Linked DNA regions of Homo sapiens: regions 1, 2, 3, 5, 6 and 7 are each linked to region 4. A link is a contact called in ENCODE Hi-C or POLR2A ChIA-PET data. All regions are on one chromosome and are shown on one strand. The core of a region is the stretch at or near the end of the contact, and the rest is flanking DNA. Distances in the headings are between cores, read along the strand shown. Region 1 holds the start of ZNF143 (zinc finger protein 143). Region 2 has its middle 20 kb from the start of IPO7. Region 3 holds the start of WEE1 (WEE1 G2 checkpoint kinase). Region 4 holds the start of CTR9 (CTR9 component of Paf1/RNA polymerase II complex). Region 5 holds the start of IPO7 (importin 7). Region 6 holds the start of AKIP1 (A-kinase interacting protein 1). Region 7 has its middle 39 kb from the start of WEE1.

Region 1 (2,735 bases), core at 236-2,735, 1.3 Mb before region 4:
ACAAACAAACAAAAAACAGTAATCCGAACTGATTTAAACTTCTTTATTAACAGAATATATGTTCAAACAAAGCTTAAAGTCCCATTTTCTTTCCATTGGCGTCTAGGCCCCTATTACTCAACTATCCGTTGGTTAGGGCCTGCACCTCAAGGTAGGCTTAATTGTAAATCAAAATATTTACTATCCACACTTAGAGGGCTATCTGTAACATCGTTTTTATTTATCCCCGTCCATTCGATAATCGTCTGAAATGCAAGACATTAAGTTGAACATCATCCAGCTTTCTCCCTGTTTTTCTAAGCGCGATCCAAATCTGTTACAACAGGGTAGTCTCTCATTCTCTTGGTAGCTCAATTCTACCCCCTGGCCGACTTAAGAAATTTTGAGTCTAATACACCCACCTCATCTTTAGTCGGCCTGGTGCGCCAACGCAAATTTGTACTGAGTACCTTCGGAACTGACTAGTAAGTATATCCAAAGGTTTAGAAAGGGCTGGGTTAAGAGCTACAAGAAGCATTAACCGCAACGGCCACAACTAATTTGTATCCATTCTTAGTAACTTTAGGGAACCAGACTGAATGCTTCTCCCACCCTTTTGACTTTCCTTTATTAGTTCGCAACACAAGAACATACAAAAGACCGTAGCGACAACCATTTCTGACGCCTTCAACTTTTAAATCCAAATTACGTGAAACCACAAAGCATCAGTGGTGTCTCCCCGAGGAATCCAAGACCCCCCGGCCGGTTGCCAAGCCGCCGGAATTTCAGCAGGAGAGGAAGGCTCACCCTCCCACCGCATGGCGATGCCCGGGAGACTGGAGAAGCTCAGGCAGGCTTGGAAGCCAATCCCCGGCATACAGCAGCTCTCGGGAATGCAGAGCCCTAGAGCAAGACCAAGGGCCTCGGCCGACACTGAGAGCCTCCAGGGAGAGGTCAGGTCTCTCTTTCTGTCCTATTTCTCCCTTCGACTTCCCTCCCAGCAGGCTGCTATTGAGCATTCAGCAATCGCCAGACAAAGCCCTTCTGGTCTGCAGAACGCACTCCGGCAAGCCCACCGGGAGAACCAAAGCCGCCTCCTCGCCCCTGTGGGGAAAATGGCGCTCGTCACCCCGGCTCCCTCCCGGGTAATCACAAGGACCAGCCTCCCTCCCTCGCTACAAAATGGCGCCTCCCGCTGGGGCCCCAGAATCGGTATGACTCGCTAGTCAGTGAGGCGGGGTCCGTCTGGGATAAGCGGTTATGTCAACCAGTCAGACACAGGAGCTTTGATTCTGCACTTTGCGCGAGCCACTCAGGGGCGGGCTGTAAAGTCAGGCTTGGCTGACGTCAGTTGAGTGGGCGCGGCTAGGGCGGTTTTCTTTCGCGTCGACCAAACGTGGGCCAATGGAAAACCGGAAGCGTCCTGTGAGTGATGTAATGACAGCCCAATGGAAGCTGGGGGCGGGCCTCAGACACACTATGCGGGTTGCGGGGCCTGGGGGCCGGACGGCTGTTTCCTGTCCTGGTGCATGGTGGTCGGACGAAGGAATTGTTGGAAAATTTTCTCGGAGGTTCGTATATAAATGTGTTTTTACCCAGTGTGCATTATTCTCCGCCTGGCCGCCGCCCTCAGCGCGGCGGCGCGGGCCCGCTTGGGCCCGGGCTCCGGCTCCCGCTGCTCAGCCTCCGCCGCAGGCCTTGCCGATTTTATGGGCCGGCCGCGGTAGCGGCGTCTGGGCAGAAGCGGAGTTTATTAATAACCCGCGGCCGCCACTCTAGGCGGCGGAGCTTTTTTCGTTGAGGACTCAACTCCCCCCAGCTTGTCTCTGAGCGATGCGCCCCGCCTGTTTCCCTCAGGGGACCGCCAAGGGGAGGGAGTGAAAGAGGGGAGGGTGGAGCCCTCGGGAGCCTTGGCCGCGTTTCTCGGCCTGACCTCCGCGCAGAGCGAGTCCCCAGGCGCCGCCGAGGCAGAGTTCCGCCGCCTGGGACGCCGGGCCCACGGGCCACACCAGGCCGCAGCGGGGGCGCCGGGGACAGGGCTGGCCCAGGCCCTCCCAGGACCTGCCGGTCTCACCTAGCGCTTGCTTCCCATGCGTATCGTGGGCAGATTGTTTCCCCCTCACCCTTTCTTCTATTAAAAAAAAAAAAAGGTTACTGAGGTCTAACATCGGATATTAGAAATTTACAATTTTATCCTCCCTTTTCTCCAGTTTTGGCCAAAAGAGTGAACAAATTCTTATAAGTCTCTTTGAAACGTATTATTGTGGAACGCGAACTAGTTTTTATTCCTTCCCCTTTTGCTTTGGACATTTGTTTTTTCCACATAATAACGAAGTTAAAAAGAGGAAAGAAGAATACCATTGCCAGCCCATTATTTGTTTAAAATCAGCGTCAGCCTTTGCTTTGGAAGTGTCTAAATCAGCTGATATAATCAAGTGAGAATGTGGGGAGAAATTGTAGGTTCGAGATTGTGGTCGGCTTTGTCCTGAATCTTACCAGAAGATACTTGTGTTTTCCTGTAGTTGACAAAAAACGGTGCAGTATTTAATGTTTTTTCTTGCTGAGTATGTAGATCAAGTTTACGTTTAGTAAGAAAATAACGTGATAAGGAGATCACTCAAAAACACCCATAAGATGCATAGCTAATTTTGTCCTGGCGTATTTTGACTGTTTGGAAATTTTTTTTTTTTAATTGTCAGTGTCCACTATTTGGAAATTCTATGAGCAGTCAGCTGTCTACAGATACTTGAGTGCCT
Region 2 (2,700 bases), core at 62-2,561, 1.4 Mb before region 4:
GAGTTGCTCTCTGTCCTGTTCACACTTCGATCAGAGCACTTATTACACAGTATAATGACGACGTGATTATGTATTTATCTCCCCTCACCAGAGCTCTGGAGGGCAGGAATCCGAGTACCACAATACAGGATGCAGAGCAGGCCTAAAATATTTATGGGAAGGATGGGAGCCGGACTATGATGGATCGCTTTAAATACCAGGGAAAGGACTTTCCACTCAAACCAAAATTCAACAGAGTATTAAATTTTCTTGCACAGAGGAATGACTTGCAGAATACAGTGTGCCATAAAAATGCACCCGGTCATTGTGTGAAGTTGGATGGGAATGTGGCAAAACCAGTTAGGAAGTTGCTGAGGTGACTCTGTCCATGGAGAGGAAGAACTACATCTAAAAGGCATTTCAAAGAAAATACAGGCCAGGCACGGTGGCTGTCGCCTGTAATCCCAGCACTTTGGGAGGCCAAGGCAGGCGGATCACGAGGTCAAGAGATCGAGACCATCCTAGCCAATATTGTGAAATCCTGTCTCTACTAAAAATACAAAAATCAGCTGGGCGTGGTGTCGTGCGTCTGTAGTCCCAGCTACTCAGGAGGCTGAGGCAGGAGAATCGCTTGAACCCAGGAGGAACCCAGGAGGGGGAGGTTGCGGTGAGCCGAGATCGCGCCAGCCTCGTGACAGAGGGAGACTCCGTCTCAAAAAAAAAAAAAAAAAAAAAAAGGAAAGAAAGAGAAAATACAAACAAAAGCTGAGATTTGCTGAGTTCCTACCATGTGCTACGCAATGCCAACAACAAGGTGGCATGGAATAATCCTCATGTCTGTTAAGTGGGTGGGGGTAGGAGTGGGGGTAGGAGTAGGGGAGTGTCACACATCTGCAAACGGTAACGTTGAACTTCCAAAGTAGGTCCATCGGGCTCTCAGGACCCGCGGCTGTCCGAGGCCTCAGTTGCCTCAATTAGTCTTAGGCTAACTTCCTCCTTGCGCTGGGGGGTGGGGAATACTTTCCCGTGCGGAGGCCTCAGCTCCTCAATGTACAGAGAAGAGCCTTGCAGGGCCTAAACACTGGAGTTCAGGGATCCTTTATCAAGCTGCCAAACCTTTTCAGGGGCTTGGAAGGACACCTAAGGGCGGAAGCGGGCGCGTTGTGGCCCCCGTGGGGCAGTGGGAAGGCAGCAGGGCCTCGCGGGCGGAGGCCGGAGCGCCGCTGACGCCGGAGCGGAAGCCGCTGAGTCATGGTGGGGGCAGGAATGCAGCGCATTTGGAGAAGGCCCGGGACGCCGGCGGCTCCAGCATTACTGAGCAGTGACTTGGCGTCCGCACCTTCACTGCAGTCGGGAACCACCAGTGACGGCGGTGACCGGAAGAGCTGAGTCACCGCAGGCGACGGCGAGCGACGCCGGCGGGGAGGGGCTGACGCGCCTGGGGCCGCGCGCCTGGGCTCCAGGGCCCCGCGCGTCGCCACGATCCCGACGTTGCAATCCCCGCCAGCTCGGCGGGGGCCGCACGGGGCTGGGTCTCCCGGATCCCGCCCGGGGATTGGAGTCTGAGGCTGAAATTTGAAATCTTGAAGTGGCCCCAAGCCACAAATACTACAGACTGGTTTCAGTGGGAATTAGGACCTTGTGAAAGGAGACAGCAGTGCCCCAAAGACTGGGTAGATTTTGAAGATCAAAGGCACTTGCCTAGGAACAAAAATGATTTGCCTGACTCAGTTCCAAAATGCAGCAAATAATAATTAAAGCGAAACACACACGCACTGTTTTTTTTAAATGCAAGAGCAAAACTTTTAAAATTCCAAAAGAAAATAAATCTTGGTTTCCGAGATGAATTCGTCAAAGGAAAATATCTTGGGGCCCCCATATCACTAAGCTAAAGGGAAAAGTCAAGCTGGGAACTGCGTAGGGAAAACCTGTCTCCCATTCTATTCAAAGTTACCCCTCTGCTCACTAACATAAATGCGTTATCTGATTGCCTCTTTTGGAGGCTGGGTGCGGTGGCTCACACCTGTAATCCCAGCACTTTGGGAAGGAGAGGCGGGCGGATCACTTGAGGTTAGGAGTTCCAGACCAGCCTGGCCAACATAACGAAATCCCGTCTCTACTAAAAATACAAAAATTAGCCGGGCATGCTGGTGGGCGCCTGTAATTCCAGCTACTCGGGAGGCTGAGGCAGGAGAATCGCTTGAACTCGGGAGGCGGAGGTTGCAGTGAGCCGAGCTCAGCCACTACGCTCCAGCCTGAGCAACAGAGCCAGACTCCCTCTCAAAAAATAAGATTAAAAAAAAAAAAGAATCCAGGCTGGGCACGGTGGCTCACGCCTGTAATCCTAACACTTTGGGAGGCCAAGGCGGGTGGATCACCTGAAGTCAGGAGTTCGAGATCAGCCTGGTGAACATGGAGAAACCCCTATCTCTACTAAAAATATATAAATTAGCTGGGCGTGGTGGCGGGCGCCTGTAATCCCAGCTGCTTGGGAGGCTGAGGCAGGAGAATCGCTTGAACCCGGGAGCAGAGGTTGCAGTGAGCCGAAATTGGGCCACTTCTCCCCAGCCTGGGCGAAAGAGGGAAACTCCATATGAAGAAAGAAAGAGAGAGAGAGAGGGAGGGAAGCTCAAAAGAATGCAACCATTTGTCTCCTATCTACCTATGACCTGGAAAGCCCCCATTTCCAGACCAAACCCGTGTTGATCTTATATATGTCGA
Region 3 (2,868 bases), core at 104-2,603, 1.2 Mb before region 4:
ACCAAACCAAACAAAAAACATGGAGAAGGAAGCATATACACCACGGGGTTGTTTACAACAGAAAACTGGAAGAGGCCGGGAGCGGTGGTTCACGTCTGTAATTCCAGCACTTTGAGAGGCCGAGGCGGGCGGATCACTTGAGATCAGGAGTTGGAGACCAGCCTGGCCAACATTGGGAAGTTCGTCTCTACTAAAAATACAAAAATTAGCCAGGTGTGGTGGCAGCCGCCTGTAATCCCAGCTACTCGGGTGGCTGAGGCATGAGAATCGCTTGAACTCTAAAGGCGGAGGTTGCAGGTTGTAGTGAGCCGAGATCGTGCCACTGCACTCCAGCCTGGGTGACAGAGCAAGACCCCGTCTCAGAAAAAAAAAAAAAAATAAATAAACAAAGAAAGAAAAAAGAAAACTGGAAGAAACGTGTAAGTGCATTAAGGGACAGATTAAATCAGTTTAACGAAGCACTAGGGAAATTTTTTAAAATTGCGTTTGAGTTTGCCGCGAGCCGGGCCAATCGGTTTTGCCAACGCATGCCCACGTGCTGGCGAACAAATGTAAACACGGAGATCGTGTGCCGGGCACTTGGTTTCGTGGTGGGCAACTGTGCTGCTGTTTCTTTTGGCCGCGGACAAGGTCGGCAGAGGTGGACCCCTGCTTGGGAGAGCTCTTCTCGCTGTGCTGACACCCGCCCCTAACAGTCACCCACCCCGGGGAAATAATGGGGCTCGGAGGCCTCCTCCCAGCCAGTGTCCAGCCTAAGCACATCGGCTCCCGCAGTTCAGAAAGGTCCCGAGGCCCGAGTCACCATTTCCGGCTCAGACCTCGACCCTGAACGTGGCTGCCCACTGCCACGCCCACTACGCCCCAGTGGCTCGCCCCAGGGGACGAGGGGCAAGAAGCGGCCTCCGAGGGCAGCGGCCGAAGGCCATTCGGTCCCTGGCTCTTCCCAGCTCGCAGAGACCCGGAGGCGCTGCCCGGCCGCCTGCCCCTCTTCAGATCCCCCAGCACCGGAGGAGCAGCGAGGGGGGTGCGTCCAGGCCGGCTTTCGGGTCGGCTTAGGCGAATCCAGCTCTCTTTTGCCCCTCCCAGAAGGCCCAGCCCCGTCCGGGCGGTGTTCGGGCGGCGCCGGGCCGGGCCCCCCGCCGCCCCAGGCTCGCTCATAGGCCCGGAACACCACAGCCCGCCCAGACTTGGCTGGCGCCGAGCCGGGGGTGGAGCCAGCGGGTTCCCGCCAAAATCGCGTAGCTGGTCCTTCCCCCGCGGGCTACGTCGCGCCCTCCTTTTTTTTTCAAACCCGGAGCTGCACTGGGATTGGTGGACTGGGCACTCACGTGGTTAACGGTCGCGGGAAGCCGCGGAGCCCGAACCTGAGACTGGACCTGAGGAGACCTCAGCCTCGGTGCTCGGGCCGCCCCGCCTCTGCCGGAAAGTCCGCGCCGCCGCTGCCGCCACCGTCCGCAGCCCGAGCGCCCCGGAGCCGCAGGCCGCCGCCGCGCAGAGACGCCGCGGCTGCGACTAGGCGCGCCCAGCCGCACGTGGCGGACCCGCCCCCAGGCCCGCAGTGTCCTGGACCCCGCAGGCCTCCGCTCTCCTGTCCTCGGCCCCGTCCCCAGGGCCGCGATGAGCTTCCTGAGCCGACAGCAGCCGCCGCCACCCCGCCGCGCCGGGGCGGCCTGCACCTTGCGGCAGAAGCTGATCTTCTCGCCCTGCAGCGACTGTGAGGAGGAGGAAGAAGAGGAGGAGGAGGAGGGCAGCGGCCACAGCACCGGGGAGGACTCGGCCTTTCAAGAGCCCGACTCGCCGCTGCCGCCCGCGCGGAGCCCCACGGAGCCCGGGCCCGAGCGCCGCCGCTCGCCCGGGCCGGCCCCCGGCAGCCCCGGCGAGCTGGAGGAGGACCTGTTGCTGCCCGGCGCCTGCCCGGGCGCGGACGAGGCGGGCGGTGGGGCGGAGGGCGACTCGTGGGAGGAGGAGGGCTTCGGCTCCTCGTCGCCGGTCAAGTCGCCGGCGGCCCCCTACTTCCTGGGTAGCTCTTTCTCGCCGGTGCGCTGCGGCGGCCCAGGAGATGCGTCGCCGCGGGGTTGCGGGGCGCGCCGGGCGGGCGAAGGCCGCCGCTCGCCGCGGCCGGACCACCCGGGCACCCCGCCACACAAGACCTTCCGCAAGCTGCGACTCTTCGACACCCCGCACACGCCCAAGGTGAGAGCGGCGGGCGCGGGCACCCGGCGGCCGGGGCCGCGGCGCCGGAGGGGCCAGCGCCGCTGCCTGGGTTCGGTTACAGAAGCGGCCGGCCGCTCCCCCCTCGCTTTCCTGCGCCGCCCCCCAAAGTTGGCAGCCCTTGTGTTTGGCCCTGCCCCGAGGTTGTCCGTTGAGATTATGTAACTGAACAATGGGCCTCGTCTGGAACTTCATCTTACAAAGGGGCCGATCGGCCCGTCCGGGTGGCCAAGGATTTGCCGCCCGTTGAGTCCGGGCCGCCCCGAGCGTGTCAGCCCCGAGTGCGGCACCGATAACGCGGTTCGCGAGGATGCTGGAGGGTGCCGGCCCGGCCACCTGACACTCCCGAGCCATAGGATGCCTTTTAAACGCGGCGATCGGGCCTGTAATTTGGGCGGCGCGGGCAGAAGGAGTTTAAAGAAAAATAATTGTCCCGCCCTGATCGTGTCGTGTCGTGTGGCGTGGATGGGGGAAAGGTCTGGGGCATGCAGGGAGACTACGCTTGGACTTGGGAGTAAAGGCTGGCCTTCCAAGCATTTACAGTCCTACAGACTCATCCTAAGTCCAGGCAGTACTGAGGCCTGTTTCTGGACAAGGTCTTGGCCCAGCATTTGTTTTTATCGTGGGTTTGCGGTGCCCAGAGTTTGGCCGGCCTCC
Region 4 (2,700 bases), core at 201-2,700:
AACTTAAATGTCACTTCCTCCAAATCCCACTCTAAACTGAGTGCCCCAACTATTCAATCATAGCACTCTGCATTATCAGGTATGATGCCTTTGGATGCGAATAACTGAAAAACCAAACCTATCAATAGAGTTTTTAATATCAGGGAGGCTTTTGGGCATGGAGAATAACAATCACCACTATGTGTACTTTTGTTTAATGCTTACTTTATAAACTTTAAAATATATTAAACAGTATTTCTGGGAAATACTGTCTGATGCCATCCAATGCAGTATTCACTAACCACATGTGGCTATTGAACACTTGAAATATGACTAATCCAATTAAGGAATTTAATTAGGAATTTTTTTAATTTAAATTTTGGAAAAACTAAAGTGTGTGAACCTATTTTTTCAACTGCAAACTTTATAAAATCTAAACACAGATCCAATATTTCCAATTAAAATCAGGCAACTGAGATCAGTGTATGCATGTGAAATACATATCGAATTTTCAAGACTCAGTATAAAAAAATGTAAAAATTATCTGAATTTTTATATTGACTACATGTTGAAATGAGATTTTGGATATATTACGTTAAATAAAATATATTACTAAAATTAATTTCCTCTTTTTTTTTTTTTTGAGGTGGAGTCTCGATCGATCCCCAGTCTGGAGCGCAGTGGCTGATCTCGGCTCAGCGCAACCTCCGTCTCCCGGGTTCAAGCGAGTCTCCTGTTTCAGTCTCCCTGGTAGCTGGGATTACAGGCGCCCACCACCGCGCCGGGCTAATTTTTGTATTTTTAGTATAGACGGGTTTTCACCATGTTGGTCAGGCTGGTCTCGAACTCCTGACCTCAGATGATCCGCCCGCCTTGGCCTCCCAAAGTGCTGGGATTACAGGCGTGAGCCACCGCGCCTGGCCTCATCTGCAATTTTACTTAAATCACAAATATACTAGATCTTCTTACATGCTTCGAAGAACTAAAAAAAATAAGACATGAATTATCACAATGATTACCGAATTAATTGTAAATTTTTTTATTTAAACTAGTCACAAAGGTATCACAGGTATGACTTACACCTAACGGGGGCCAAAAGATGGGTTGCGAAACGAATGACTGAATTATCCCTAACAATCTTGGGAAGAAAACAGGATTGGCCAGGCCCATCCCGAGAGGTCCACGTCAGGCAGGGGCCCCGCCCACCGCGGGACCAAGCGGCTACGCCTTCCAAGTTTTCATTCGGGGCCGCGCCAGCGCTGAGGAGAGTCAGACGCCAGATGGTTCCGAAGGTCCTGCAGGCTCTCGGGGCACCCTACAGCCGACACGCCAACAAAAGCTTCGGAGCCGCCAACCCCAAAACGGAAACACCGGAGCCACAAGCTGAGCTCGCGTAGGGCACGCTCCCCCGGGAGTGCTTCCGGGACAGGGGGCGGGGTCGCCGGAAGTGGCCGTCCGCCGTCCGCTGCTCGTTGTTTAAGCGGCTGACGGGAAGGAGAAGCCAGAGCTCCAGCGGCGCCGCGGGGCGGCAGTCAAGACCAGAGCCGGAGCCGTCACTCACCTCTGGATTAGCCTGAAGCGGAGACTACCGGCTGCGGAGCGGCGGGGCGAGACACTTGCTCGCCTTTTGACCCCATCATGTCGCGGGGCTCCATCGAGATTCCCCTCCGGGACACTGACGAGGTAAGTGTCGTGTATGGAGGCGGGTGGGGGCCATGAACTTGTACGATCGCCCCCACCGACTTCGCTCGACTTCGTTTCTGAAGCGAGAGCATCCTCCTTCCCTAAGAGCCCTGATCGAAATACCTGGCCAAGGTCTGATCATCATCTTCTTCAGCCCCTGTGCCCTCTCAGGCTGGGGGCACCGCGTCTCTGCAGCCTCAGGGCCACTCGGAGAAGGAGTTCTTGAAAGTTCCTCTCCAGCCTGTTCGAATTTGACAGTGCGCTACTCTTTTCCTAACCAACCCACGGGAGCAGAGGTGTGAGAGTACCCGATAAACTGTAAAACACCTCGCAGATTACAGAGGTGGGCGCTGATGTTTCCGGGGTTTATATGCTTGCTGCTCAAACTCGAGATCTTTCCCTGGGAATATATAGGAGGTCGCCTCTTCTCCCTTAGAAACTCGAGTCTGTCATGGTGCGCTGTGTTCTCTACACCAACTCTCCTTCAACGAGATATCCCAAGATTTAGCCGCCCCTGTGTGCTGATAAAATTTAACCTCCTCTCGCTTACCTATGTCTCATTCATGGGTGGCCTGTGGCTTGTCTGAGTAAAGCTCTCAGCTTTGATGTTCAGTCTTCTTGTATATCTTTTATTTTTATTTTTTTTGTTTGAGATATAATATTGAGGTATAAAATTCAGTGGTTTTTAGTGTATTCGCAAAGTTGTATAGTCATTACCTCTAATTCCAGGACATTTTCCTATTATTATTTTTGTGCTTACAGTCAGGACTGTCTGTTACACGCAGGTGCCACCTCCATGATTAATGTGTGCAGTGGCATTCAACTTTGCATGGCTTGTAGGGTCATGCATCTCAAGGAGTCAGACCTATGGCATAATAGTCTCTAGGGTGCTTATCTGCACTTTACTTGGATTCTATGTTAAGTAGGATTTTGTTTTGTTATTTTTTAGTAAGCAGACCATTTCTAGTATTTTATAGTTCCAGTGATCTGGGGACAAGTAGCAGGGTTTGTTTGCTTCTCTGTGCTTTAACTTTATTA
Region 5 (2,763 bases), core at 211-2,710, 1.4 Mb before region 4:
AAGTTATTTAACCTTTCTAAAACAAACTTTTTCTTGGCTGTTATAAAAGAGGACTTTTTCTTTCTTTCTTTCTCCCCCACCTCCCTCTTTTTTTAGAGATGGGGTCTCGCTATGTAGCCCAGGCTGTAGCGTAGTGGCTACTCATAGGCACGATCTTAACAGGCTGTCACCTTGAACTTCTGGTCTCAAGCAATCCTCCTGCCTCAACAGGAGGATTACGCCTGGCTAGGAAGGTGTCTTTTATTTTTATTTATTTATTTATTTATTTTTGAGATAGAGTCTCGCTCTGTCACCCAGGCTGGAGTGCAGTGGCATGATCTCGGCTCACTGCAAGCTCCACCTCCTGGATTCACGCCATTCTCCTGCCTCAGTGTAGCTGGGACTACAGGCGCCCACCACCACACCCGGCTAATTTTTTGTATTTTTAGTAGAGACGGGGCTTCACCGTGTTAGCTAGGATGGTCTCAATCTCCTGACCTTGTGATCCGCCCACCTTGGCCTCCCAAAGTGCTGGGATTACAGGTGTGAGCCACCGCGCCTGGCAGGAAGGTGTATTTTAATAGGGATTATGCTTTTACTCTGCATTAAGAGGTGATTTATATGAAGTCCCAACTAAAATTTGGATACTCAATAAAAAGCCATGATTTCAGTATTTGGTAATTACTAATACGTAATGTGATAAAAACCTTTCACACATAAAGTTCATTTAATCTTCCGTGTTATTGCCTTAGGATAAAGTCTCATAAGTGGAATTACTGGGTCAGAGTTTAAACATTTCGTTTCGTTTTGTTTTTTTGAGACGGAGTTTCGCTCTTGTTGCCCAAGCTGGAGTGCAATGGCACGATCTCGGCTCACTGCAACCTCCGCTTCCCGGGTTCAAGCGATTCTCCTGCCTCAGCCTCCCTAGTAGCTGAGACTACAGGCGCGTGCCACCACGCCCGGCTAATTTTTTGTATTTTTAGTAGAAACGGGGTTTCGCCGTGTTAGCCAGGATGCTCTCGATCTCCTGATCTCGTGATCCGCCCGCCTTGGCCTCCCAAAGTGCTGGGATTACAGGCGTGAACCACCGCGCCCGGCAGTTTAAATATTTTAGTGGCTATCAGAAACACATCTCAAATTGCTTTTCAGAAAGTTTCCTTCAATCACGCAGCCATTAGCAATCGATTGCACCACACACTGTATCTGACTCCCTTTATGAACATTGTGGATATAGTATGTGAAACCTTTTGTAACTGATTGTTTTGCTTTTCTTTTTGTGGAACTTGAACATTTTTCGTTTTTGAACAGAAAGACTTGTCTGTAGGAACGACAGCTCAGGCAGCCACGTGGGCTGCGGACTGTGTTTGTGGACTACATCTCCCAAAGTGCTCCGCAGGCGCGCCCACAGGAAGTCGCCGGAGCATCTCCCGCCTCCACGCCGAGGCGAAGAGGTTCTATCCGGGGCCTTGGCGCTTCTCTTTCCTTTCGCGCCGGTTGCCGCTGCGGAGCGCGGCGGGTCCATGTGCGCAGTGAGTGGCGCTATTCCTGGCCCAGTAGCACCCGAGCCCCGGGTTTGACCGAGTCCGCGCTGCGATGGACCCCAACACCATTATCGAGGCCCTGCGGGGCACTATGGACCCAGCCCTGCGTGAGGCCGCGGAGCGCCAGCTCAATGAAGTAAGGACGCCCGGCTAGCGGTGGCGGCGGGCAGGCGGGTGGGCAGAAGTGGCAGGCCGAGCCCCCGGGGCCTGGCCGGAGGCGCGGACGACGTCGTTGAGGGTCCCAGCAGGAGGGTGGGGCGGACATCTGACGGCGACTTCCACGCCGGGGCGCCTCGGTGTGGTGTGGTGGTGGTGGCTGCAGCCAAGGCTGCCTTTGCTTCGGATCCTGAGCTGGGCCTCTGGCTGCGGTCTAGGCATGAGGAGCCGGCTGAGGCGGGGCGGGCGTGACGGGTTGGACACATGGCTGGCTCGGGTGGCTGGCCGACCTCTGGCTCATTCCCAGCTGGTTCCTCACGTCCAGGAGGGGGCGAAACTTACTGGGAGGTTTTTCAGATGTTTCTGAGACCAGTCTCGCCGTCGCAGGGTTTGGAAGGGCTCCTGGGAATGCCGGCTGGTCCTTTGGGGGCTGCGCCTGTCATCCTTGTCACTTTGCTGGGCTGATCAGTGGCCTGCCTCGGGCACAACTTCCTCCTCTCTGGCTGAGTTGCTAGGGAAGGCTTTCAAAGGCAAGCCCGCGCCTCCTTGGCAGGATAGGAGTAGTGCGGGACACTCACAGAGTCTGATCCCTGCTTTTCCGCTGTCCTAATGCTTCAGTCGGGGAGCTGGCTTATGTAGTGGGAAGGATCAGGTGAAGTGCACCCTTCTAGGTATAGCTGCACCATTGATTCCTTGAGTGACCTTGGGCCAGTCGCTTAACCTCTTGATCCTGAGTTTTTCCCATTCATAAAATTACGCCACAGAGTTGCTGTGACAGACAGGTGAGATAATGTTAAGTCTGAGTGCCTTGGAACATGCTGAGCTCCTTATCAGTTCAGATATTGCATTCTCTGAAGGTTTTTTTTTTCCCCCATATTTTGTGGGGACCGCTCCTTGGAAAACAGCTTAATTGCATGAATATTTATTGTACTATCTCCAGTGTCATTCTTTGTTTCTAAACTTTTGCATTTTTACGTATTAATGATCAGTATTTTAAATCCTTCTTAAAAGGGCTGCTGTAACTTTTCTGCCAGTTAGTAACTGTCCTTCAGCATGCTGCTGAATCTGCCAGCTTTACTGAACTTTA
Region 6 (2,768 bases), core at 40-2,539, 1.8 Mb before region 4:
TTCCTAAGCATCGGCGCTTTGCTTTGCGCTGGGTGGTGCGGCTGAGTCACTAATTAGCAGTGAGAGCCTGGGCTGTATCTCCTACCAAATAACCAGCGGAGTGGAGTGACAGGTCCTTACTTAAACATGGTTTAAGTAAGCATTCACAGTTCCTTACTTAAACATGGTGCAGTCTTCCTAAAAGATGGAGTCAGACCCCAAGAGAACAGGTCTCCAAAAATATGTGAATCCGTACTTCCCACTGGAGGGGAGAGAGAGCTGCGCTGAGGGATTATGAGAGACCCTACAACTTCTCAGGCGCCCCCTGCCCCGGGGGCCAGGAACATCTGCAGACAGCCCCGCCTCCGTCTCGCCTCAATCCCGAGCTGTTCCCTTCTCCAAAGGCCACCTTGGCAGCCACACAGTTTGGCCTAATCACCTCCTCAAACAAGAGTAGCGACACCCCAAAATGTAGACCAAGCAGAAAGAGGCGCGGGAGGCACTTGCCTTATTCCCCATGATGTTTTTGTTTTGAGACGAAGTCTTCCTCTGTCGCCCAGGCTGGAGTGCAGTGGCGCGATCTCGTCTCACTGCAACCTCCGCTTCCCGGGTTCAAGCGATCCTCCCACCTCGACCCTCCCGAGTACCTGGGACTACAGATGCGCGCCACCACTCCTCCTACTGTGTGTGTGTGTGGACACGGGTTGTCGCTATGTTGCCTACCTAGCTGGTACCCCATAACCACTCCTGGCTAGTGTGTGTGTGTGTGTGTGGACACGGGTTGTCGCTATGTTGCCTACCTAGCTGGTACCCCATAACCACTCCTGGCTAGTGTGTGTGTGTGTGTGTGTGTGTGTGTCTACACGGGTTCTCGCTATGTTGCCTACCTAGCTGGTACCCCATAATTTTTTAGCTCAACAGGAGACCTGCCTTTATACCCACCAAGTTAAGCAGCGCAGTAGCCCTCTAAGGGCCAGCCCCACGCCCAGAGGCTCCTCTGACAGCGTGGACAGATGCCCTGGGCTGCTGGCTCGACTCAGTCCTCAGCCCCCAGCCCCCGACCCCCGACCCCCGGCCCCCGACCCCCGACCCCCGGCCCCCAGCGCCCGGCGCCCCGCCTCCAGCGCTCAGCAGTTAACCAGGCAACTCGCGCGCAGACGCCAAGGCTGGGACGCAGAAGGCGTGTTTGGCCGCCCAGCCGCCCCGCCTCCCCCACTTCTCCCGCCTCTCCCGCCTCTCCCGCCTTCCGCCAATGGCCCAGCTGCGCCGGCGCCGCCGGGAGCGCTAGGCCTGGTCCCTCTTCCTAGAATAGCGTTGCGCGCATGCGCCTTGACGAGTGAGCCGGGTGAGGGGGCTCCCTAAGTAGCGGAAGGGGTAGATGAAAATGGAAGGGGCGGGCGCGCTAGGCCTAGTCCTGGCTGGGCTCCCGCTGGAGTGTGCGTTGGGGGCGGACCAGGAGCGGTGGTCTCCAGGGAGGTCGAGGCTGGGGCTCCCACCCGGATTTGGAGCAGGGTCGCCGCGGCCCAGCTGACCCGCCGGCGTTTGTACGTTGTGTGCCCACTCAGGGAGCCATGGACAACTGTTTGGCGGCCGCAGCGCTGAATGGGGTGGACCGACGTTCCCTGCAGCGTTCAGCAAGGCTGGCTCTAGAAGTGCTGGAGAGGGCCAAGAGGAGGGCGGTGGACTGGCATGCCCTGGAGCGTCCCAAAGGCTGCATGGGGGTCCTTGCCCGGGAGGCGCCCCACCTAGAGAAACAGCCGGCAGCCGGCCCGCAGCGCGTTCTCCCGGGAGAGGTGAGGGTCGCTGTGCCGGGGGCCGCCCCAGTCCTTCGCGCCGCGGTAGCCCGCTGGGAGCCAGGGGTGCGCAGCGCAGAAGCAGCTGAGGAAACCTTCCCTTAGCGGAAGCTGGAAAGGATCAGAACAATGAATGGAAAAGTCCTTTCAAAACGCTTTACATTTGACAGATTCTTGTTGGGTAGCTGTAGAATAACGGTAGTGTTCAGCCCTGGTTGGTTACTTAAAAAAAAAAAAAAAAATTAGCCGGGCGCGGTGGCTCATGCCTGCAATCCCAGCACTTTGGGAGGCCGAGGCGGGCGGATCACCTGAGGTCGGGAGTTCGAAAGCAGCCTGACCAACATGGAGAAATCCCGTCTCTACTAAAAATACAAAATTAGCCGGGCGTGGTGGCGCATGTCTGTAATCCCAGGTACTAGGGAGGCTGAGGCAGGAGAATCGCTTGAACCCGGGAGGCGGAGGTCGCGGTGAGCCGAGATCGCGCCATTGCACTCCAGCCTGGGCAACAAGAGCGAAACCTCCGTCTCAAAAAAAAAAAAAAAAAAAAAATCTTACAGCTATCATCTGATAGTAGAGGAAAGCCTGCAAGCCTGTCTCTTAGATCCTGGATAAATTGCATGTCTATCTTTTAGAGTTGGAATTCTTTCTCAATAACATCGTTCTTTCTGACATAAACTTGCAGAGCCTTTCCAAAAGTAAAAAGGAGACTATTTCCAAAATGGCTTCATTCTCCAGTAGGGAATCCTAGAGCTAACCTGTGACGTGCCATTTATTCAAATAGAGAGAAGAGAGACCCCCAACCCTTAGTGCTTCCTTCAGAACAATGGCTGAATTCATGGACTATACTTCAAGTCAGTGTGGGGTAAGTTGGTGTGAACCAAAACTATGCCCCATCACCTGCTGATGGACCACATTTGGATCTTTCTGGAATTTACGGAGAATCTGGACACTACCTGTTTCTCCTGCCCAGCCTTCACGGTCAGATTGTAATCAGTC
Region 7 (2,947 bases), core at 412-2,911, 1.1 Mb before region 4:
GTTGCAGTGAGCCGAGATTGCGCCACTGCATTCCAGCCTGGGCAACAGAGCAGTGGAGTTTGAGACCAGCCTGATAAATATGGTAAAACCCCATCTCTACTAAAAATACAAAAATTAGCAAGGTGTGGTGACATGTGCCTATAGTCCCAGCTACTCAGGAGGCTGAGACAGGAGAATCACTTGAACCTGGGAGGCAGAGGTTGCAGTGAGGCAACACTGCACTCTAGCCTGTGCAACAGAGCAAGACTCCGTCTCAAAAAAACCAGATAGAGTTGTATGAAGCAATGGTGACTATTATTTTACCATGCTGCTAACATTATGCATTATTTTTTTTCTGTTTTTCTATTATATTTTTTTCTATTTATTTTTACAGAAACAGCGTCTCACTATTGCCCAGGTTGGAGTGCACTGGTGTGATCATAGCTCACTGTAACTCTCAGGCTTAAAGGGATCCTCCCACCTCAGCCTCCCAAGTAGCTAAGACTACTAGAGCACAGCACCATGCTGGACTAATTTTTAAATTTTTTGTAGTGACAGGGTCTCACTCTGTTGCCCAGGCTGGTCTCCAACTCCTGGCCTCAAGGGAACCTCCTGCCTTGGCCCCCAGTGAACTGATATTACAGGCATGAGCCACTGCATCCAGCCTGCATTATAATTTTAAAACATTTTTGCTACTTTAGTAGATGTAAGGTGTTATGTCATAACTGTTTTAAGTTTAAAGTTTCTGATTATCAATGAACGTTTTCCCCATGCACTTGGGTATGACTTTTATTTCTTATTGTGAATTACAGTGCATGTTTACCTTCTTTGTCTATTTAGCAATTGGTACCTTGATTGTTTTTATATATATAAACAAGCTTTTTTTGGGTGGGGGGGATGGAATCTTGCTCTGTCACCCAGGCTGGAGTTCAGTGGTGCGATCTCGGCTCACTGCAACCTCCGCCTCCCGGGTTCAAGCGATTCTCCTGCCTCAGCCACCCAAGTAACTGGGACTACAGGCGTGTGCCACCACACCCAACTAATTTTTGTATTTTTAGTAGAGACGGGGCTTTCACCATGTTGGCCAGGCTGGTCTCGAACTCCTGACCTCAGTTGATCCACCCGCCTTGGCCTCCTAAAGTGCTGGGATTACAGGCGTGAGCCACTGCACCTGGCCTATAAACAAGCTTTTATACATTTCAGGTAGTATTTGCTTGTCACTTGGTGCAGACATTTTTCTCAATCTGTTGTCTTTTTAAAATTCTGTCCAGTTTTTGTATTTTTGAACGTTAGTCTTCCTTTGTTGTTTCTTCTGTTGTTTCAAAGTTTTGAGAACGCTGACGTTTATCCATAAATATAACTGCCTTATCCTATTAAATATATAGTTTCTATGGCTGTTCTTTAAAATATTTAGCACTTTAATCCACTTGGTGTTTATTTTGAAATACGATGTGAAACACATTTTTGTCCTCCAAATTTTCATTCATTTATCTGCGCATTCTTTACATAGTTCATCTTTTCTTACTGCCGTGTTTGGGAATGTTATTTTACTATGTATCCCATCAGGATTAATGCGTGTGTTTGTTCAGTCTCATTCCTTTCCGTTGATCTCAGCTTCTATTTTTGTTTCTGCTCTTAGTCACTGCCCAGCAGCGCCAAAGGAACATCCCGCCCCCTGCAGGCAGCTGGTGTCCCCACAACCTGGGAAGCCTGGGGCAGGGCCTCAGGGGACTCCTGGTGTTAGTCCTCCGAGCCCGGGTGGACGTGTCGCTCTGTCCCTGCGGGAGGATTCGGGGCCCCTTTGACAGGCCTCCTTCTATGCCGGTTTCCTGGGGCCTCGAGCTTCCTGGGTTCCACGTCTCTAGTAACCAGTAGAGACGGGCCTTTACCCTGCCGTTGGGTGGGGACTGTCCCCTTCTGGGCTCTTCCTTTCGGGCCTTTCCACCTCTCCGACCCCAGGGCATTCGCCCCACCACGTTGCCGGCACAGTGCTGGCTCCGCGGCCCGCGGTTCTGGCAGTCAGCGCGGAATGCCATGGCACCGAGCCTCTGTGTCTAGATGAGTTCTGGGCGCTGATTTTCCAGGTCACTCGGAAGCTGCTCTCTGGGCCCGCCTGTTTCCCTTCCCTTTGCCTCCTTGTCCCGCTTCCCTCGCAGTATACCACTCACTGTACCCCTCCTAAAAAGGACCACTGCAGGAAGCGTTATTGAAGCAGACACGGTTCAAACACGAAAAACAAACTCTTCTTTATTCAACAGATGTGCACGAATCTATTGTGTGTTAGATACGGGTAAGTTTCTGATAAGTCGTGCACTGAGCCAGTCCGGGCTCCTAGAACCGCGTTTACGTGCCGAAGTCTCAATCAGATTAAGAGCGTCTGGGGAGAGCGGGGCGGGGATAGAAGGAGGTGTTGGGGCTAGGGGTAGGACTGTTCTGGAGGCGTGGGTAAGGGGGAGTGGGCTGTGCTGTGCGCCCCTCCCCTCGCTATCTCCCCATTCATCCGCAGACCCGGGGCCCCACGCGCCGCTCCTGGGCAGGGCCGTGCACCCGGAAGGCGCCGAGGCGCGCCCAGCAGAGGGAGCATGCGGGCAGGGCATTCCGCGGGTACCCGCGGAGCAGGACGGCCACCCACGCCGGGGCCCCTGGGGCTCCACCCAGGACGCACACCCGGAGAGACCCAATGACTGCGTTTCGCACCTGGGCGCAAGCTGGTTACTGGGCACGCGCTGACAACCCACATCTGGAAAACCCGGTCCTAACTGGAGAATAAAACTTAAATGCACGTGAACTCACCGGCAGCTGAACATTTCCGTGAGAAAACCCCTAAAAGCCGGCACCGGCTCCGGTGGGGCCACAGAGTCTCTGGAGCGAGGCTCTCTCCAATGCCTGGGCCCTGGGACCGAGCAACTGTCCCAGTAGAATCCCTTTCGGGCTTTGTTGCAGGGATAGGGGATTCTTTTTAACGTGT

What was found. A loop is a pair of places that touch in the nucleus more often than their neighbours do. ChIA-PET counts read pairs that join two places held with the same protein, here RNA polymerase II (POLR2A). Pooled maps may share reads with other maps.
Region 1: a loop to region 4 is called in a map of B cell, with 17 times the contacts of the local background. The contact joins the promoter of ZNF143 here to the promoter of CTR9 in region 4. A Hi-C loop is called at or near these places in 2 of 168 maps with a recorded cell type or tissue (B cell and naive thymus-derived CD4-positive, alpha-beta T cell), 2 of 37 single-sample maps with no recorded cell type and 12 of 50 pooled maps. POLR2A ChIA-PET finds 5 or more read pairs at or near these places in 3 of 52 experiments (CD4-positive, alpha-beta T cell, WTC11 and activated CD4-positive, alpha-beta T cell).
Region 2: a pooled map shows a loop between it and region 4 (5-fold over the local background). The contact joins the enhancer-like site here to the promoter of CTR9 in region 4. A Hi-C loop is called at or near these places in 1 of 50 pooled maps. POLR2A ChIA-PET finds 5 or more read pairs at or near these places in 2 of 52 experiments (RWPE1 and T-cell).
Region 3: a map of naive thymus-derived CD4-positive, alpha-beta T cell shows a loop between it and region 4 (20-fold over the local background). The contact joins the promoter of WEE1 here to the promoter of CTR9 in region 4. A Hi-C loop is called at or near these places in 1 of 168 maps with a recorded cell type or tissue (naive thymus-derived CD4-positive, alpha-beta T cell), 1 of 37 single-sample maps with no recorded cell type and 15 of 50 pooled maps. POLR2A ChIA-PET finds 5 or more read pairs at or near these places in 1 of 52 experiments (AG04450).
Region 5: a map of naive thymus-derived CD4-positive, alpha-beta T cell shows a loop between it and region 4 (8-fold over the local background). The contact joins the promoter of IPO7 here to the promoter of CTR9 in region 4. A Hi-C loop is called at or near these places in 1 of 168 maps with a recorded cell type or tissue (naive thymus-derived CD4-positive, alpha-beta T cell) and 5 of 50 pooled maps. POLR2A ChIA-PET finds 5 or more read pairs at or near these places in 1 of 52 experiments (T-cell).
Region 6: a pooled map shows a loop between it and region 4 (5-fold over the local background). The contact joins the promoter of AKIP1 here to the promoter of CTR9 in region 4. A Hi-C loop is called at or near these places in 8 of 50 pooled maps. POLR2A ChIA-PET finds 5 or more read pairs at or near these places in 2 of 52 experiments (SK-N-SH and naive thymus-derived CD8-positive, alpha-beta T cell).
Region 7: a pooled map shows a loop between it and region 4 (5-fold over the local background). The contact joins the enhancer-like site here to the promoter of CTR9 in region 4. A Hi-C loop is called at or near these places in 7 of 50 pooled maps.

Annotation. Positions count from the first base shown.
Region 1 is chr11:9,459,527-9,462,261 of GRCh38, forward strand. It overlaps ZNF143 (zinc finger protein 143), which reads left to right and starts at 1,486. Exons shown (of 16, transcript NM_003442.6): 1 at 1,486-1,550. It overlaps ZNF143-AS1 (ZNF143 antisense RNA 1), which reads right to left and starts at 1,172. Exons shown (of 1, transcript NR_036539.1): 1 at 30-1,172. RefSeq lists enhancers at 1-490, 690-769, 860-959, 1,020-1,099 and a silencer at 1,870-2,079.
Region 2 is chr11:9,363,165-9,365,864 of GRCh38, forward strand. No RefSeq gene overlaps it. Among named protein-coding and RNA genes, the nearest start is that of IPO7, 20 kb to the right of the region's middle. RefSeq lists enhancers at 547-1,746, 1,382-2,083 and a silencer at 1,377-1,556. Within about 2 kb of position 1,312, at least 41 of the 41 ENCODE cell types and tissues checked have a DNase peak (open chromatin) inside an H3K27ac peak, as active enhancers do.
Region 3 is chr11:9,572,317-9,575,184 of GRCh38, forward strand. It overlaps WEE1 (WEE1 G2 checkpoint kinase), which reads left to right and starts at 1,354. Exons shown (of 11, transcript NM_003390.4): 1 at 1,354-2,193. The coding sequence starts at 1,618. RefSeq lists an enhancer at 580-1,432 and silencers at 1,007-1,356, 1,377-1,586, 1,877-1,976.
Region 4 is chr11:10,749,796-10,752,495 of GRCh38, forward strand. CTR9 (CTR9 component of Paf1/RNA polymerase II complex) reads left to right here and starts at 1,451. Exons shown (of 25, transcript NM_014633.5): 1 at 1,451-1,662. The coding sequence starts at 1,618. RefSeq lists enhancers at 820-1,320, 1,119-1,268, 1,289-1,338.
Region 5 is chr11:9,383,192-9,385,954 of GRCh38, forward strand. IPO7 (importin 7) reads left to right here and starts at 1,461. Exons shown (of 25, transcript NM_006391.3): 1 at 1,461-1,656. The coding sequence starts at 1,573. RefSeq lists an enhancer at 1,463-1,978.
Region 6 is chr11:8,909,900-8,912,667 of GRCh38, forward strand. It overlaps AKIP1 (A-kinase interacting protein 1), which reads left to right and starts at 1,290. Exons shown (of 6, transcript NM_020642.4): 1 at 1,290-1,324; 2 at 1,545-1,772; 3 at 2,554-2,634. The coding sequence starts at 1,551. It also overlaps a transcript of DENND2B not described here. RefSeq lists a silencer at 1,055-1,334 and enhancers at 1,425-1,494, 1,505-1,594.
Region 7 is chr11:9,611,695-9,614,641 of GRCh38, forward strand. No RefSeq gene overlaps it. Among named protein-coding and RNA genes, the nearest start is that of WEE1, 39 kb to the left of the region's middle. RefSeq lists an enhancer at 1,528-2,217 and a silencer at 2,318-2,697. Within about 2 kb of position 1,662, at least 41 of the 41 ENCODE cell types and tissues checked have a DNase peak (open chromatin) inside an H3K27ac peak, as active enhancers do.